Regions from separate parts of the Homo sapiens genome. Here region 1 is linked to region 2. Evidence: chromatin contacts called from ENCODE Hi-C or POLR2A ChIA-PET data. All regions are on one chromosome and are shown on one strand. The core of a region is the stretch at or near the end of the contact, and the rest is flanking DNA. Distances in the headings are between cores, read along the strand shown.

The links. Hi-C counts contacts between places; a loop is a spot of excess contacts on that map. ChIA-PET counts read pairs that join two places held with the same protein, here RNA polymerase II (POLR2A). Pooled maps may share reads with other maps.
Region 1: a map of A673 shows a loop between it and region 2 (2.8-fold over the local background). The contact joins the enhancer-like site here to the promoter of KCNE4 in region 2. A Hi-C loop is called at or near these places in 3 of 168 maps with a recorded cell type or tissue (A673, ascending aorta and chondrocyte) and 3 of 50 pooled maps. POLR2A ChIA-PET finds 5 or more read pairs at or near these places in 1 of 52 experiments (A673).

What each region holds. Positions count from the first base shown.
Region 1 is chr2:223,724,001-223,726,992 of GRCh38, forward strand. No RefSeq gene overlaps it. Among named protein-coding and RNA genes, the nearest start is that of AP1S3, 110 kb to the right of the region's middle. RefSeq lists enhancers at 1,295-2,494, 2,190-2,857. Within about 2 kb of position 1,676, at least 25 of the 41 ENCODE cell types and tissues checked have a DNase peak (open chromatin) inside an H3K27ac peak, as active enhancers do; they include A673 and ascending aorta, where a contact is called at or near this core.
Region 2 is chr2:223,050,726-223,053,542 of GRCh38, forward strand. It overlaps KCNE4 (potassium voltage-gated channel subfamily E regulatory subunit 4), which reads left to right and starts at 1,465. Exons shown (of 2, transcript NM_080671.4): 1 at 1,465-1,549; 2 at 2,083-2,817. The coding sequence starts at 2,106. The coding sequence ends at 2,618. RefSeq lists an enhancer at 1,773-2,320.

The DNA of each region.
Region 1 (2,992 bases), core at 426-2,925, 670 kb after region 2:
AAGAGAAAGGAGAACAGTTCTCTCTCCAGTGAGAGAGAAGTGCTGCGGAGAGAAAAGACTGGTCGGCAGCAGAGTTCACTGGATTTTATAGGCAGGCTTGAGAAGGCAGTGTCTGATTTACATAGGGCTCACAGATTGGTTCGATCAGGTGTGATGTTTACATGGCATGCGGAGAAGGCTGGTCACCACCCCCATCCTGCCTATCTTATTATGCAAATGGGCTTTCAACTTGGCTGGTGCCATCTTGTCTGCTCCTTACTGTACACGTGGCTGGCAAAGGGAAGGGAAGATGAAGCTGCCATTTTGAACATGCCTAGTCCCAGATAGTGCTTTTCTACTGGGATTCATCCCTGCAATCTTCCAGCTTGCTTGTCTATGTCTGCAGCTTGATTTTACAAGCTGTTGTTTGTTAGAAAATGATTTGGGGCTGCTTTTCATTAAAAAGGAAAATCTTATCGAGGACTCCAGTACCCTCACTATCTGCCTAAGTAATTTCTTCTTAACTCCTATATCAATAGAAGTCAAGAGTAAAATAAGAGAGACTAGAGTGACTGCTGTCCACCCAGTGAGAAAGGAGCATGGTTTATTCTAGGGTATTCACAGTGGAAATAGAGAGAAAGAAACAGAGAAAGAATTTGTCTTAATACCAAATTGTATCTCATGGGGGATGAAAAGAACAGAGGATTCAAGGATGACGCCTAGACTTTTTGGCTTAGATAACTGTAAACGGTAGTCCCTCCTAAGGGAGACAAGGGAGGAGCATGCTTGAGGTGAAAGTCATGAGTTTGAGTTCGAATGTGAAGTTTGAAATACCTACCAGAACTTCACATAAAAGTGTAAAGCACAAAGTTATATATGTGAAGAAGGAGAAGGACTAGAGATAGAAATCTAATTAAGAGTCATGGACGTAGATCGTGTATAAAGCTGTGGAGATCGCCTAAGAGACGGAAAAGGGAAGAGGGCTCAGGCTGCAGTTGCTAGACTTCTCTGGCTAATTCACCATGCCTCTGTGCATCTCAGATTCCCTGTCAGTTCACTGCAGGCAAAGCAATAAGGATACATCCTGTCTCAGGCTGGAAGGATGTAGGACTCATACTCTTCCTTTTGCTTCATTCTTGTTTCCCTGCATTTCTGGCAGGTAAGGAGATATTTTTATTCTTTTCCCTAACAGATTCTCAAAAAAGATCAAATGATTGCTGAGGGCTTCCTGGAGCAAAAGAGACAATCATTCTTAGCTCACAGTTCAACTTTCCTTCCATTGAATCCCACACATGTACCCCTGCAGATAAAGCTTCAGAAAGGGCCTTATTCATTTTCCTTTCACAATGTTCATGATAGTAGGGCCAGCAATGTTACTAACCTCTTTATGTAAACCCAATAAATTTGATTTGACATTTGAGCATGGAGAAGTAAATAGGCACAAAACCTTATCTACCAGTCACATAATCGTATCTGAAAATTCAGTTTCAACACCAAGATTTAAGAGAACCCAGCAGATCTTTTCGTCAATGAATCCACAAGTATTTACCGGGTGCCCTTGGGGTGCCTGGTACTGGATGCAGCTGCTTTTGTGAGCAAGCCAGCAGGTTCTCTGCCATGAAAATAGAAATTTAATCACTTGTCCATCCAAGCATTTCCCTTCAGCTTTTCCAGGATGCTTTTTTGTGAATGACTAACAGAATAGCTGCTGCAAAGACAGCCTGCAAATTCCAGCCGGAGGCCCTGGGAGGAAAGATGACTCACCCACGCCTGACGTCAAAGCCTCCCTTTCTTTCAGAGGAGTAGGAAGAGAATGGCAATGGCCTGGGTAGAATGACCTAAATGCCCTCCTGAGTCCTGTGTGGGTCCTGCTTCCTCTTCCCCCACCTGGCAATGATGATTTCAAACCAAAGAAAGTTTAAACTGTCAAACTTGAACTTCACTGTCAAGTTAACTAAAAAACTAGAAACAGAAGCCTTCCTTCCTGTCAAACAATGTCAAATCCTTATTATGAGTTCTTTTTCACTGGAAAATATTGAAAGCATTTCTTTTTTTTCACAGAGTGTTTTATATTGATTTGCATCTTAGTCTGTTTGAGCTGCTATAATGAATACCATAGACTGGGTGGCTTCAACAACAAACATTTATTTCTCATCATTCTGCAGCCTGGCAAGTCTGAGATCAAGTTGCTGACAGATTTCGTGTCTGGTGAAAGCCCTCTTTCTGGTTGGCAAGTGGCTATCTTTTTGTTGTATCCTCACTTGACAGAGAAGGGGTTGGGAGGAAGGAGAGCACACTAATCTCTTTTTATAAAAAACACTAATCCCATCCTGGGGGCTCCATCCTCATGATCAACTCACTACCCGCCAGCGGTCCCACCTCCAACTACCATCACAGTGGAGGTTAGGGTTTCAATATATGAATTTGGGGTTGCATTCCATAACAATTTGCTTACAACATCTCAACAGTGGCTGAGCGTGGTGGCTCATGCCTGCAGTCCCAGCACTTTGGGAGGCCGAGGCGGGAGAATTATTTGAGCCCAGGAGTTTGAGACTGGCTTGGGCAACATAGTGACACTGTGCCTCAGAAAAGGAAAGAAAGAAAGAGAGAAAGAGAAAGGAAGGGAGAGAGAGAGAAAGAGAGAGAGGGAGAGAGAGGGAGGGGGGAGGGGAGGGGAGGGGAGGGGAGGGGAGGGGAGGGAAAATCTCAACAATGACCTTTTCCAGTCTGCCTTTCACATCAGGATTTCCAAGGACTTTCCCAGATTATGCAAAGGGCCATTTCACTGTTCACTGTGTTCGTTATTCAAACAGAGCTTCAGGTATGTCAGGGCACCCACGGGGTACCATCATCCAACAAAGCTCTGACATCCCTGTGCAAATAGTCAAATTTCAAATTTGTCCTTGGAAACTTTTTGGTTGTCACACAATTCAGCCCCCAGGTATTTGTCCTGGGGTCTCCCATGTAAGCTATTCTCTAATTTAGTAAGCCCCTGAGCAGTGTCATCGAATTC
Region 2 (2,817 bases), core at 215-2,714:
TATTAACACAATGGTGAGGGTATCTTTACTGGTGTGAGCACAGTTCCACTGTATGGATGATCGTGATGCTGGAGTGGTCGATGGTTGGTACCTCCAGTGCCAGCTGGGGATTTATGGATGAACACAGGTGAGTAGTCAAGTGGGAAAAATGGCAGCATTCAGTTCATCTTCCTATTCTTCCTCCAGGTGTCTTCTTAGAATCAGGATCAGGTGCAAACCCAGGGGGGTTCCTGTAGCAGCAGTGAAAATTCCAGTGCCTAAGCTATATATGTTCAAGCAGGTCAGGTGGATGTCGCATGCGTCAGTTTGACTACAGCAGAACCATGAGAGATGTTTCCTTTAGAGTTGGCCCACAAGACAGTCTGGCTGCAATCCACAGGCCACAGACAACTGGAGGGAGTGGATCTCTCCCAGTTTCCTTCCACTTAGCATGAAAGCCTCAGAATAAGCAGCCCAGGGAGCAGAGAGACTGACATTAAAGCCTGCAATTCCTCTTCCAATTTTGATCACAGCAGCCATTTAAACACAGGGTCTACCGAGGTTTAAAAAACTTGAACTGTGCTTAGTTGCACTCTGAAATAGTCCTGCTCCTCCCCTGACCTACGAGAGACAGCAAAGAGACGTGTCAATAGCCTCCGCATGAGGCTTCAGAGGAGCAGCTGTGTATGGCAGGACGGAACAAAACCTGCCCATAGTATCTTTTACGACAACATGTTTCCACTTAATGCAGACCACTGAAAAGAATGTGGGAGCTTTTAAAAAAAAATTATTATAAACATAGGTTTGTGACCTTGATGTGGAAGGCAGCTAGAATCTCTGCTTTTAGAGGGCTAAGCAACACCAGGCAGCCTTCAATCTTAGAAGGGTTAAGCTGAAAGGGTCTCAAAAGGTCACGTGGTTTATATAATCCTACCTGCAGAAGACCCCCCCCCCCGCCAGGCACAACGATTTTACAGACGAGGAATGTGAGGTGCGGAGAGGTTAAGGAAGGATTTATCTTATTTGCATAAGGAGTGGAAGAACTGAAACCGAAGCCCCAGTTCCTTGACTGTAAATCCCGCACTTGCTTCCAACTGTCTTTCATCCAGATTATGGGATTCAGCTGCCTCTGAAAACCTGTAGCCCAATAATGGTTATTCCCCAGGAGCCGCGCGAAGCATGAGCTAATTTTCAGTGAGCGCGGACTTTGGGGTAACGGTTCCAGCACAGCACATCCCTTTCTCCTCTTTTCACTCATCGTCACCGCTACCTGAAAACCCTGGCCGGGTGCTGGGGCTTGAGGAGCAGTTCCCACTTCCCAGTCTTTTTCACTTTTCACAGCTGCAAAGTTCAGGGAGTTGAACTGCAGTGCTTTCAGTTCACTGCTCACTCTGCCACGATCAATCTCTGTTGTAAATTTTCCTCCCAGAGCACGTGACGATGCACTTCTTGACTATATATCCCAACTGCAGCAGCGGAGTTGTCAGAGCGCAGAGCCGGACAGAGCAGAAGAACCCTCTTGGACTGGACGATTTGGGAATTCAAAACTTGGGACAAACTGTCAGCCTTGGTAAGTCAGCAAGGCTACACTTTGCTTTCAGAAACATTTGAAAGAGGGACATTTTTGCCAATTAATAGATGAATTTTTTTCCTTTATTTTCTTCCTGCTTTTCTTTGTTCTAAGGAAACATTGTTTTGAATTTAAAATAGTTTGGTTTTGGAAACACAATGTAAACTTTGTTTCTGCTCAGTTAAAATACGTTTCCCAGTTTTAAAGATACTATTTACTGTATGCTCCTGTCTTACATTGATTTTTTTTTTAATCAAAGTAATACTGCTCACTACAAACAGGACAAATGTGTACACTAAAAAAAAAAAAAAAAGTCCTTCTTACTTTTCCCAGTGAACCTTCCCGGGCTTCTCTCCCGTGCACTCCAAGCCCTCATAGCTCACTCTTGTCAGCTGTTTGGCGAACCCTCTTATGCTATTTCTTTCATGCACTTTTAAGCTTTTTTGGTATTGCAGTTCCACAAACCTCGTGCTCCCCCACCTCCCTGTGCCCAGGACCTGGGGGAGAGTTCTAACCTGCGGCTTTTTCCCCAGCCCCTGCTGTGGAGGCAGCCTCAATGCTGAAAATGGAGCCTCTGAACAGCACGCACCCCGGCACCGCCGCCTCCAGCAGCCCCCTGGAGTCCCGTGCGGCCGGCGGCGGCAGCGGCAATGGCAACGAGTACTTCTACATTCTGGTTGTCATGTCCTTCTACGGCATTTTCTTGATCGGAATCATGCTGGGCTACATGAAATCCAAGAGGCGGGAGAAGAAGTCCAGCCTCCTGCTGCTGTACAAAGACGAGGAGCGGCTCTGGGGGGAGGCCATGAAGCCGCTGCCTGTGGTGTCGGGCCTGAGGTCGGTGCAGGTGCCCCTGATGCTGAACATGCTGCAGGAGAGCGTGGCGCCCGCGCTGTCCTGCACCCTCTGTTCCATGGAAGGGGACAGCGTGAGCTCCGAGTCCTCCTCCCCGGACGTGCACCTCACCATTCAGGAGGAGGGGGCAGACGATGAGCTGGAGGAGACCTCGGAGACGCCCCTCAACGAGAGCAGCGAAGGGTCCTCGGAGAACATCCATCAGAATTCCTAGCACCCCCGGGACCCCTGCCGGTGGCTCCATCAGCCAGCAACCTTAGAGAGAGGAAAGACAGTTTTCAAGTGTCTGGTTTCACTTTCACAGTGCGGCTGCCACTTTGAAGAGACCCTTGGTAAACCCCTGATTCGGGGTGGGGTGGGGGACTAGGCTCAGCCGGAACCAGCACCTCCAAGGAGTCCGGGAGGTGCCTGTG